Linked DNA regions of Homo sapiens: region 1 is linked to region 2. The links are chromatin contacts, found by Hi-C or POLR2A ChIA-PET in ENCODE. All regions are on one chromosome and are shown on one strand. Each heading gives the region's core, a stretch centred on a gene start or an enhancer-like site at or near the end of the contact. The rest is flanking DNA. Distances are from core to core; before and after follow the strand shown.

The links. Hi-C counts contacts between places; a loop is a spot of excess contacts on that map. ChIA-PET counts read pairs that join two places held with the same protein, here RNA polymerase II (POLR2A). Pooled maps may share reads with other maps.
Region 1: a pooled map shows a loop between it and region 2 (3-fold over the local background). The contact joins two enhancer-like sites. A Hi-C loop is called at or near these places in 2 of 50 pooled maps. POLR2A ChIA-PET finds 5 or more read pairs at or near these places in 2 of 52 experiments (WTC11 and activated T-cell).

Annotation. Positions count from the first base shown.
Region 1 is chr16:22,355,940-22,361,720 of GRCh38, forward strand. All of the region lies in intron 2 of CDR2 (cerebellar degeneration related protein 2), which reads right to left. Among named protein-coding and RNA genes, the nearest start is that of CDR2, 16 kb to the right of the region's middle. RefSeq lists an enhancer at 1,332-1,411 and a silencer at 2,282-2,351. Within about 2 kb of position 1,437, at least 7 of the 41 ENCODE cell types and tissues checked have a DNase peak (open chromatin) inside an H3K27ac peak, as active enhancers do.
Region 2 is chr16:21,260,762-21,266,700 of GRCh38, forward strand. It overlaps CRYM (crystallin mu), which reads right to left. Exons shown (of 8, transcript NM_001376256.1): 6 at 1,276-1,397; 7 at 493-577. Among named protein-coding and RNA genes, the nearest start is that of CRYM, 15 kb to the right of the region's middle. RefSeq lists an enhancer at 3,261-3,320. Within about 2 kb of position 3,595, at least 9 of the 41 ENCODE cell types and tissues checked have a DNase peak (open chromatin) inside an H3K27ac peak, as active enhancers do.

The DNA.
Region 1 (5,781 bases), core at 187-2,686, 1.1 Mb after region 2:
TTTGACAGAGGCAATAAACCACTAGTAGTATTAGGTTTATCTGTGACTTCATCATCAACAGAAATCACAGGTATTTTCATATTGCACTATAGTTGCAGAAATCTTGATTTACTGCCTACATTCATCACTATTTGAAATCATGGTAGTTTCTAGATCTTGTTATTAAATATGTTAATACGTATCTATATTACATCACAAATTTACTTTTTTCAATATTTGACAGGTATTTCATTCTAACAGGTTTCCTTTGTAATTCAATGAATTTTAAGAGGATTATCCTAGATCTCATTAGATAATCAAAGGGATCCATGGCACCAAAGAAAGATTATAAATTCCAGTTATCCTTCTGGCCTCATTTCAAACATAACCTCTTCAGAAGCCTTTTAAGACCACTTTGGCCAGGTGCTGTGGCTCATGGCTGTAATCCCAGCACTCTGGGAGGCCGAGGTGGGCAGATCACTTGAGGTCAGGAGTTCGAGACCAGCCTGGCCAACATGGCAAAACCCCGTCTCTACTAAAAATACAAAAATTTGCTGGGTGTGGTGGCTCATGCCTATAATCCCAGCACTTTGGGAGGCCGAGGCAGGTGGATCACCTGAGGTCAGGAGTTTGAGACCAGCCTGGCCAACATGGTGAAACCCCATCTCTACTAAAAATACAAAAATTCGCCGGGCATGATGGCAGGTGCCTGTAATCCCAGCTACTCAGGAGGCTGAGGCAGGAGAATCACTTGAACCCAGGAGGTGGAGGTTGCAGTGGGCCGAGATCACGCCACTGCACTCCAGCCTGGGGGACAAGAGCAAGACTTTGTCTAAAAAATAAAATAAAATAAATAAAAATACAAAAATTATCCAGGCAAGGTAGTGTATGCCTGTAATCCCAGCTACTCTACTGGGGAGGCTGAAGCAGGAGAATTGTTTGAACCTGCGAGGCAGAAGTTGCAGTGAGCCAAGATCATGCCACTGCACTCCAACCTCAGCAACAGAACAAGACTCCATCTCAAAAAAAAAAAAGAAAAAAAAAAAAAAAAAAGAAGACCACCTTAAAGCAGGTCTAAAGCGGCAGCATTCCCAAGGTACCCTAAATTGATTTCTCTCAAAACAATACAATAATATTCAATTTTTTGTTGTTGTTGAGATGGAGTCTCACTCTGTTGCCCAGGCTGGAGGCACGATCTCAGCTCACTGCAATCTTGGTCTCCCAGGTTCAAGTGATTCTGCTGCCTCAGCCTCCTGAGTAGCTGGGATTACAGGCTTGCACCACCACACCAGGCTAATTTTTGTATTTTTATTAGAGACTGGGTTTCACCATGTTGGCCGGGCTGGTCTTGAACTCCTGACCTCAGGAGATCCACCTGACTCGGCCTGCCAAAGTGAAGGGATTACAGGCATGAGCCACCGTGCCAGGCCAGTACTGTAGTCTTCTAAGAATGGAAGGCTCTTGTGTATCTAGTCCATTCCTGACACACAGTAGGGGACAAAAAAATACTGGCGAACTGGCAGTTTCTAGACTTTTCTTCACAACAGCTTATTGTGCTTGGCATGACTCAGACTGTGAGATGTCAAGGGGGATTTAACTGAAAGGTTTTGAGAAGGGCTTTGGCTTTAGCCCTCTTGGGAAAACAGCCTATTAACCATGAATTCTCTCCCCGCTTTTCCATTTATAGATTATTTCTCTGTATTTATTCCCATGGCAGCAATTGCCCCGGTAATCTGAGGGGGAGACTTTTACAGTTCCTACCAGATACCAGATGGGTCTCAAGTTGTTGTTCTCTTACAGATAGGATGTTCAAGTTAGAGTTGTGGCCAACATACAGGAAACAAGTCAATATGCAAATAAGTACAAACAGGCCATTTAAGAAACTATAGAAAGTTCCTTGTTTGATATATAAAAACCTGTGATACCTGTGATAACAACATAATGAAACCATTTAAGAACTTGTGATATTTTGGTTTTAGATGACTTGGCTTTAACAACAATCTAAAGAATGTCAAGGAGCTTGTTTTCACATGGTAGGAGCTTAATCTTATTATATAAAACCAAAATTAATCAGAAAAGCCCTTCACTTCTCCAAGATTCAGTTATAGGGGACCTACAGAAGAGTCTGACAAAACCAGTCAGCAACTTAAAGAAAAATGATGAGCTCTCTAAGTACGTACTGATGTAAGGCCAGACATCTAGGTCTATGGAGTCAGTGCTTCATTTTTTTTCTGAATCTAGAAGGAAATGGGTTAGCTTATTTCCTACCTCTCATCTCAAGGTACAGACATGCTGCTGACATGCTGGTTTTCTCTTTGATACACAGCCTCCAATGAATCTGACTGCCATAGTAAACAGGAAAGGGAGACATTTAAAGCAAAACAGTGGGGGAAGGGGGTCATGGGGTAGCAGAAATGTGGGCAAAAATGTCAACTTATAGCAAAATGCCTTGGGTTTATCTCACTGTCTAGGAATTTGCACAGACTGTCACCTCAACTATGAGTACAAGGTTCCAGTTATGCACAAAAGCTACAAACAGGCCACCTTTACAATTAAGGTAAATCTTTAAAAAACAAAGGCCAGCAGAATTACATAAATACCTATTTGCAATTGTGGAATCCTAACCTGGAACGCAGGGAAAGATAGAAACAAACGACCCCAAGTAAAAATGCATAGAAATGGAGTGGAAATCTGGCTTGTAAGCAGTGTTGGGATTATCCTGAAATTAAGGATTACAGCCTAAATCCTCTGAATTTACTATCAAAATGAACTTCCACAATAATAAAGAAATATTTCCTATTACTTTTGAAAAATCTCTTTCCCCTGATGAAATATATTTCCCCTGTAGAAATTTGGTGGCGGGAGGCATGAACATGAAAATAGAAACCACCTATAATCCCATTATTAAAATTGTGGGATTAGATTGTTTTTAAAGTCTATTTCCAGTAATTCTGGAAGATTTATTTTTTCAGAATTTAAGTTCTTTCATGACTATAGTTAACAATATCTTATTGTATACTTCAAAATAGCTAGAAAAGATACGCAATATTCCCAACACAAAGAAATGATAAATGTTGGAGGTCATGGTTATCTCAGTTTAGATTTCATCATTACACATTGTATGCTTGTATCAAAACGTCACAGGCGCCCCAGATATATGTAAAGCTGTTATATATCCATACAAATTTTTAAAGACTTTTTTCACTACTAAAATTCTTTTTTTTTTTGAGACGGAGTCTCGCTTTTTTGCTCAGGCTGGACTGCAGTGGCGCAATCTTGGCTCACTGCAACCTCCACCTCCCGGGTTCAAGCAATTCTCTGCCTCAGCCTCCTGAGTAGCTGGGATTACAGGCGCCCGCCACCACGCCCAGCTAATTTTTCTATTTTTAGCAGAGATGGGGTTTCGCCATCTTGGCCAGGCTTATCTTGAACTCCTGACCTCGTGATCTACCTGCCTCAGCCTCCCAAAGTGCTGGGATTACAGGAGTGAGCCACCGCCACCGGCTCACTACTAAAATTCTTAAAACATTGGTAAACTATGCAACGATTTATACCGTTCAAAATATATATGCTTCCATAATCTCATCCCCTCAGAAAAATCCTATACCAAAGTAACAATTTATACTGTTCAAAATATATATGCCTCCATAATCTCATCCCCTCAGAAAACTCCTACACCAAAGCAGTGTAAGCATTATCACCATTCCATAACGGAGCAAAGAGAATCTGAGGGGTAATTCATATGTCTAAATTCTCTAGCTATTTGCAATTAAAATTGAGGGTTTAAACCTGAATCTCCTAAAACAGAGGCCAGAGCCCCTTCTGCCTGCCTTAAAAATCTCCAGAGGTGGAAACCCAAAGTTTAGGAGTTATTAGAAGAGCTTTGTAAGCTGTTTCTCCTCTGTTAAAATACTGATTTCAACAAAGTATTGATTACCTAGTATGTGTGAAAGACCATGAATAAACACAACAGTGCTCACTGTTGCAATGGGAAATAAGGGGAAAGGAAAATAAAGCAAATCAATTAAGTATCATATGCAGTAGAATATTGATACATGCAGTAAAAGCAGCACAAAATATTTTTCCATTTCCAAAGAGGGCATGAACTCTTGAAAGAAGGGATGCCTTGAAGGCCAGACTACTTTGAGTGCTAGGCACAACTCCTGTAGGGGATAATGCAGGTGTCTAAGCAGGGAAGTAACCAAAACACAAGGCTGTAGGCTGCTTACACGGTTGTAGCAAAGTGTAAATGAATCCAATGGTGTCTGATCTCATTACTCTCCCAAGTAAGAGTTCTCTCCTCCCCTCCTTCCACCCAGAACAGAAAAAACTTGCTCTGGATTCTTAAAAAATTATCTAAGTTTTTCAAATTAGCACTGAAAAAAAGTAAGACAGGCTACAGGCTTCTCTGAAGCCAGTTTAACCATTATTTTGAATAGTTTAATCTTTTTTCGTTTTCACATAAAAGGAAATTTTTGTTTTTTTCGTTTTTACATTAAAAATGATGCCTACCAAAAATACTGATCAATTTTTAGGAGGATTGTTTGAAACCCTCCAAGAGTCTTTGAAAGAATATTTGTGGTTCTACTTACAAAATACCCTTTGGCAGTGTCCAAGTTGTCTATTTCCATAATAAGTCAGAATCTTAGGGATCTTGTCCTAGTATTTTCACCAGTTCTCTGCACTATTTTTCATTCGCTCAGATGAGTTTGTTCCCAGACCATTCTTCTGGACTGTCTCATTTTAAATTTCACTGGTGGTGGGATAGGAGCTGACTTTTTGTTCTTCAACTATATATTTTTCTGAATTAAAAAAATGATCTTTTTTTTTTTTTTTTTTTTTTTTTTTTGAGACGGAGTTTCACTCTTTCGCCCAGACTGGAGTGAAGTGGCAGGATCTCGGCTCACTGTGACCTCCGCCCTGCAGGTTCAAGGGATTCTCCTGCCTCAGCCTCCCGAGTAGCTGGGATTACAGGGATGCACCACCATGCCCAGCTACTTTTTGTATTTTTAGTAGAGACAGGGTTTCGCCATGTTGGCCAGGCTGGTCTCGAACTCCTGACCTCAGTGATCCATCCGCCTCAGCCTCCCAAAGTGCTAGGATTACAGGCGTGAGCCACTGCGCCAAGCTGTGTATTACTTTGTAATCTAATTCCCAATAAACATTCTAAACAGTTACTTTAAAACTTGTACAAGTGATTCCATTCACGTAAAGGTCAAAAACAAGCTAAACTTAGGATGCTAGCTCACCGGGTGGTGACCAGATGAGCTGATAATGCTCTCAACTCCTTATCTAGGAATAGGTTGCATGGGCATGTTTACTTTATGAAAATTCATCAAACTATACACTTAGGATTTATGCCCTTTTCTGTAATGTAGATTTCAATAAAAAGTTTAAGGGAAGGAGAAACACGTTGAAAAGGCTCAAATTAAGGAGAGGGCCCTTATAAAGTTTAGGGGGCCTCCTGAAGGTTGCAATAAGAGGAACATATGCAAGGGTCATTGTTTAGCAAGGAAGTAGGCTCTTTAGCTGCCTGGTTACTTTTACAAGAGCACATGGCATTCTTTTAGGCTATTAGAGAGACCTCAGAAATCTACATCGTGATCTCTACATCTGCCCAGGCACAGTTGTGATGGAGCAGGCAGCAAGGACAGTCTGTGGGAATCCCCTGGCTGGTAAGTGGGCTTAGCCATTACTGCCATCTCATCTCCCCTACTGAGACTGGAAACTTACTTTCATGAAGCAACTTATAAAAGGAAAGAAAAAAGAAAGTCAACTGTAATGGTGGTGAAGAAACCTAAG
Region 2 (5,939 bases), core at 2,345-4,844:
GCAAGTGGGAGAGTAGGGAAGGAGGGAATGAACAGGGCTTAGGCTATACTTTCCATCTGACTCTTTCAGGTTGGGTCTCTGCCATTTCCCTTAAGGTTCCTGTCTTTTAACATCTTTGTCCCCTGCCCCCTCCACCTCTGAAGGGTACCTTCTGAATTTCATCAAGATCTGCACCGAACTGATTCATTTTATATGCAAATCCCACCTAATCCTCAATGGTAACAGGTGGTGAGGAAACTGAGGCCTACAGAGGTCAGATCACTTGCCTAAGGACACCTGCCTTTGAGTGGCGGGGAAGGGACTCTGACCCAGGACTGCTCAGTTCCAGAGTTCATGGGCTTAGCACTAGGCTAAACCATGTAAATAATTGACCTGAATGATGGAGCACAATGATTCAGCTGCAGAGTCTGGTGACTCATTGCTCTTTCCACCAATGGGTGAACCTGCCTTGTGCGCTAGTTGGATTTGTGCCCAGGGAGCAATGGATCTTACCCAAAGACTTGAACACGGTGGTCTTCTCACAGTGGGCTGGTTTCACTCCCTTAATCACTTCTCCCAGCTCAGCAAAGATCTCGGCCTAGGAAACAAACATACGCTGACCCAGGCATGAAGCTAAAGTCTGTGCAGGGTTGGCTTTTGAAGCCAGCCCAGGGAATTCCTGAATTGGATAAGAGATAAATTTGATTAAAAAAAAAAAAAAAAAGAGAGAGATCCTTTGTACACTGAATGATATTAGGGAGGAGGCTGGCCCCGAAATCCTTTTGGGGTGGCATTTGCTTTTGTGATACCATAAACACAGAGATTCGAGTTGGTGCTCAGGGAGCTGTCCTGCCAAGATCATTGTGTCAGTGAGGAAATAGACATGCTGTTATCTGAACATGCATGCCAGCAGCTCCCTTCTTGTTTTATGCTGATTATAACCGTAAAATGAGGCCAGAAGGTGGGCAACACAGTCTTATCATGTTGGCCACATTGGGAAGGTTTCCAGGCTGCAAGAAGCTTCCAATCCCACTTCTTTAGAGGACAGCCCAGCAAAAAAATAAAATCCACTGAGCTTCTCCTTCCAGGAACACACATGTCACCACCCATAATGCCCATATTTTTCTGGAATGGAATTAAAGAGGGTTGCAAAATGTTTAGGAGCTCCTTCCCCTACAAGGAGGTGGGGTGGCTGAGGTCTGGAGCAGACCAAACTGGAAGGGAAGTTAATGAAACCCTGGGATCCAGGTGAGGCCAGCCAGGTGGCAGCCCTGACTGGGGTCAGAAGGGCCTCACCCCTGACAGCAGGACATCTCCAGACTCCTTCAGGGCAGCCTCCTGGGAATCCACGTACAGCACAGCTTCTTTCATGAGCTCATCATCCAGTTCTCTCCAGTCAGGTCTGCTGGCTCCAACAGCTAAGAGACAGCAAAACAGACCTTAAGCCCAGGATTAGTGCCAAAGGCTGCTAAGAAGCCCAAAGCACAGGAGAGAGGTGAACAAAGGACTCGTGAACACACTCAGATTCAAAATACCCCCTCATTCCCCAGGCCATGCTCTCCCAATCAGTAGGACGAAATACTTATTAAGAAATAGGCCAGGTGTGGTGGCTCACACCTGTAATCCCAGCACTTTGGGAGGCTGAGGCAGGCAGATCACTTGAAGCCAGGAGTTTGAGACTAGCCTGGCCAACATGGTGAAACCCTGTGTCTACTAAAAATACAAAAAATTATCCAGGCGTGGTGGCTCACACCTGTAGTCTTTGCTACTCTGGAGGCTGAGGCATGAGAATTGCTTAAACCTGGGAGGCGGAGGTTGCAGTGAGCCAAGATCATGCCACTGCACTCCAGCCTGGGCAACAGAGTGAGGCTCCATCTCAAAAAAACAAACAAACAAACAAAAAAAACTACCTACCATTTTGCCTTTCTATTCTATATCCCACCTCATTGCTAAAAGATTTTGAGACGACATAGCATTCATTTACAGGGTGTCTACTCTCTGTGGGATGTTTTGCACGTACTATTTATGGTTCTCGCAAGTACATTTCAAAGTCTGGTTCTCACTTAACAGATGCACGAATGGAGGCTCAAAGAAGTGAAGGTGTTTGCCAAGGTTAAGGATCTGATGGGTGAATCCAGGTCTGAGAGAGCACCTAGGCGCTCACACCTCTTCTGCTTAACAGGAACACCTTCCTCACAAAAATCCCGAAACAGAGACATCACTTGGTGCTTATTCACACCTCACTCTCCTCTTGATCTCCATCATTCCCATTCCTCACCCTCAACCAGTTCTTTTAATATCTATTTTTTTCTTTTTGGAGAGAGGGTCTCACTCTGTTGCCCAGGCTGGAGTGTAGTGGTGCAATCAGAACTCACCACAGGCTGGGTGCAGTGGCTCATGCCTGTAATCCTAACACTCTGGAAGGCTGAGGTGGGTGGTTCACTTGAGGTCAGGAGTTCAAGACCAGCCTGGCCAACATGGTGAAACCCTGTCTCTACTGAAATACAAAAATTATCTGGGCATGGTAGCACACGCCTGTAATCCCAGCTACCTGGGAGGCTGAGGCAGGAGAATCTCTTGAACCTGGGAGTTGGAGGTTGCAGCGAGCCAAGACTGCGCCACTGTGCTCCAAACCAGGCGACAGAGTGAGACTCCATCTCAAAAAACAAACAAACAAAAACTCACCACAGCCTCAAACTCCTGAGCTCAAGTGATCCTCCCGCCTCAGCCTCCCAAACTGTTGGGACCACAGACGCCTGCCACTATGCCCCTTTCCCTCTCCTCACCCCCGGTTCTCTCTTAACTCATGACAAAAGAAAAAAAACAACAACAACAAAAACTCAGTGTCAGGGTCATGGAGAAGTCTCGTCAGAAAGAAAACTGGCTCCGTCCTGGCCCTGAACTGTCACATCCTCTATGGAGTCCAGGACCAGAATGATGAATCCAAGGTGTCACGCCCCCTGGCACCAGGACACAGGAGAATGCAGAGGCTGCCACCAAATGCCTGCAAGGCCAGGGAGGTAATGAAAATGAACAAAGCTGGTCAGAGGGACTGGATTAGATGTGGTGGAGACTGAGGGGCGGGGAAGCCAGCAGGCCCTTCCGAAGGGGACAGTCATTGTTCAGCTCCAGCTAATCATTACCACGTGTGAATGTAGATCCACTGTTACCAGATATGCCCCAGTTGTTTTCTTAGAAGAGAAACAGGAAATCTATTTGCATATGTCACTCCTTGAGTTTTAGATTACTCTATGGTCCAAACCAAACACATCTGCTGGCTGGATCCAGCCCCTGGCTGGCTAGTCTTTGAAAACTGCTATAAAGCCTTATACAAATATAAGACAGCATTTATATGCCTTCTTCCACTGCCGCCCCGTTTTCTCCCTTTGTTCCCTCCCGTTCTGTTCTCCCTCATTCTAATTTCCAAAGAGAGTTGTGTAAAAATGTCCATCTTGAAGGTTGTTTGTGCGGAGAGTTCTATAGAACAAAAGCACTAGCTTAAGGAAGCTTGTAAATAAATCATAAGCTGGTGGGAACAAAACCCCCGTTTCTCAGGCCACTCCTTCTCACTGGACTATTTCCCCTGCACAACCACTGCTTATGAGCCGGGCGAGTTCTCAAAGGGTTGTGTGAGGTCACTCAGGCGGATGGAGGTGGGCCAGGCAGTAAAGAGAGAGAAGCCTGACTCAAACAAGGCTCTGGCTTGGTTGTGATGGGGCTAAATGAGTGAGGGTCGCAGACAGGCTTGACAGGGTGTGGGGGCAGGAGGAGGGAGGCATGGGGCAGGGTGGAACTGGGCCTGTCCCTCCGCTGAGCTGTAAACTAAGTAAAATCTGTTGTTGGTATTTCCCTGTTGTCTGCGCTTGTGACACATTTTTCTTAAATGTATGTGTTGCCTCTGTGAACACATAAACCAATTTTGTCCCTGGGCCAGGAAAACAGAAGAGATGCCTTGACTCAAAATCAAGTCAGCCCTTCCTGGAGAATGATTCCAAGTGAGAGAGGGATCCAACATAAGGGAGATTGTCTGTGGCTGGATGTGAGGATGGAGAGTCCATATGGTGGGAAATTTGGGTCATCTCTGGGAGCTGAGAATGGCCCCAAGGAAAGGGGCTCCCCCCATCCTCCAGTGTAAGGAACTGAATCCTGCCACACCATGGGAGCCTGGAAGAGGACCCCCGAGCATGAGATGAGATTGCAGCCCGGATGTTGCCCAATTTCTTTTTTGTGAGACTTTGCACAGAGGATCCAGCTACCCACACCCAGTCTCCTGAACCACGGGAACTGTGAGATGATAATAATGTGTTGTTTTAAGCTGAAAAAAAAATCAAGTCCATCTTTCTGAAGATGCAGCCTTGGAAACCCATTTCACCATGAACTGGTTCCTTTTGATTTCCCAGGTCCTTCCAGAAATGGTCTTATTGTCCATAAACTCAGCCCTGACTTACCTCTTACCCATTCCCTGGACCCAGTCTGACCACCAGTCCCATGCAGCCTGAGACTTTCAAATTACTTTGATCCATTCCTCAAACACGCCATGTTCGCTTCCACACTCAAGGCCTTTGCATCTGCTGTGCCCTCTACCCTGAATGCCTTTCCTTCAGCTCTTGGCATGGCTGCTCTTCCTCCTCATTCAGGTCACAGCTCAAAAAACACATCTTAGAGAGCTTCTCAGATAACCCTATTGAAAACACCTCTCTCTGCTTCTACCTTCCACCTCCACCACCAGCCTCTATCACCCAGGGCCTTGTTCTTTCCGGTCTCATCTTTAGCCAGAACGATCTAGTTCCTCTATGTGTTTGTTTGTTGTCTATCTCTCCTCACTGAAATTAACCACCATGAAACCAGTGACCTTGACTGCCTGGTTATTGTGGCATCCCTGGCATCTAGAATAGTGCCTGGCACACGGTAGAGATTCAGTCAGCATGTATGATTGAATGCGTCATCATTTGACTTGGCTCTCGCCGGCTCATCTGCCCACGTGTGCAAAGCTCTTAGCTTCTGAGTTCACACCATGTGCTTGTCACTAAAACACAGGGCACCAAGACCATCTTTAAATCCTCTAAAATTTGCCTGCTCTGCTCACCAGAATCCAGTCTTCCTGTTGGAAGGCAATCATGAGTATCATTTAAAGCTTGGACTCTGAGGATAGAGTGCCTCCGTTCAAATCCCAGCTCTGCCATCAAGAACCTCTGATTTTGGGCTTGGCACAGTGGCTCACGCCTGTAATCCCAGCACTTTGGGAGGCTGAGGCGGGTGGATCATTTGAGGTCAGGAGTTCGAGACCAGCCTGGACAATGTGGTGAAACCCCATCTCTACTAAAAATACAAAAAAATTAGCTGGCATGGTGGCGTGTGTCTGTAATCTCAGCTACTCGGCAGGCTGAGGCAGGAGAGTCACTTAACATGGGAGGTGGAGGTTGCAGTGAGCTGAGATCATGCCACTGCACTCCAGCCTGGGTGACAGAGTGAGACTCCATCTCAAACAAACAAACAAACAAACAAACAAAAACTTGTGACTTTGGAAAAGTTATATAATTTCTCCATGCCTTGGTTCATCCCCCTATAAAATGTTTATGATAATAGTTCCTGCCTCATAAGTTGGTTATAAGTATTAAATGACATTATACATAGAATAATGTCATTTAATATACAAAGAATTATACAAAGAATTCATGACAGCACCTGCAGTAGTATTAGATGTAGACCAGCTCTTGCTATAACACCCAGGGCCATCTGAAGGTCTACAGAGGCCCCAGGCACCCTCATGTCTAGAGCCCCCTCTCCTGCCCCTCATCCTATCACACATATTAAAAAGCATATACATGTCACATAAAAAATTACAGTACAAAAGAAATTTAAAGGTTTATAATTCTTAGTGTTAAGAAAAAGTGACTCATTTGGCCTTTCTGATTTAAATTTCATCACATTTTAGAATTGAGCTGTGAATTACCATTTGC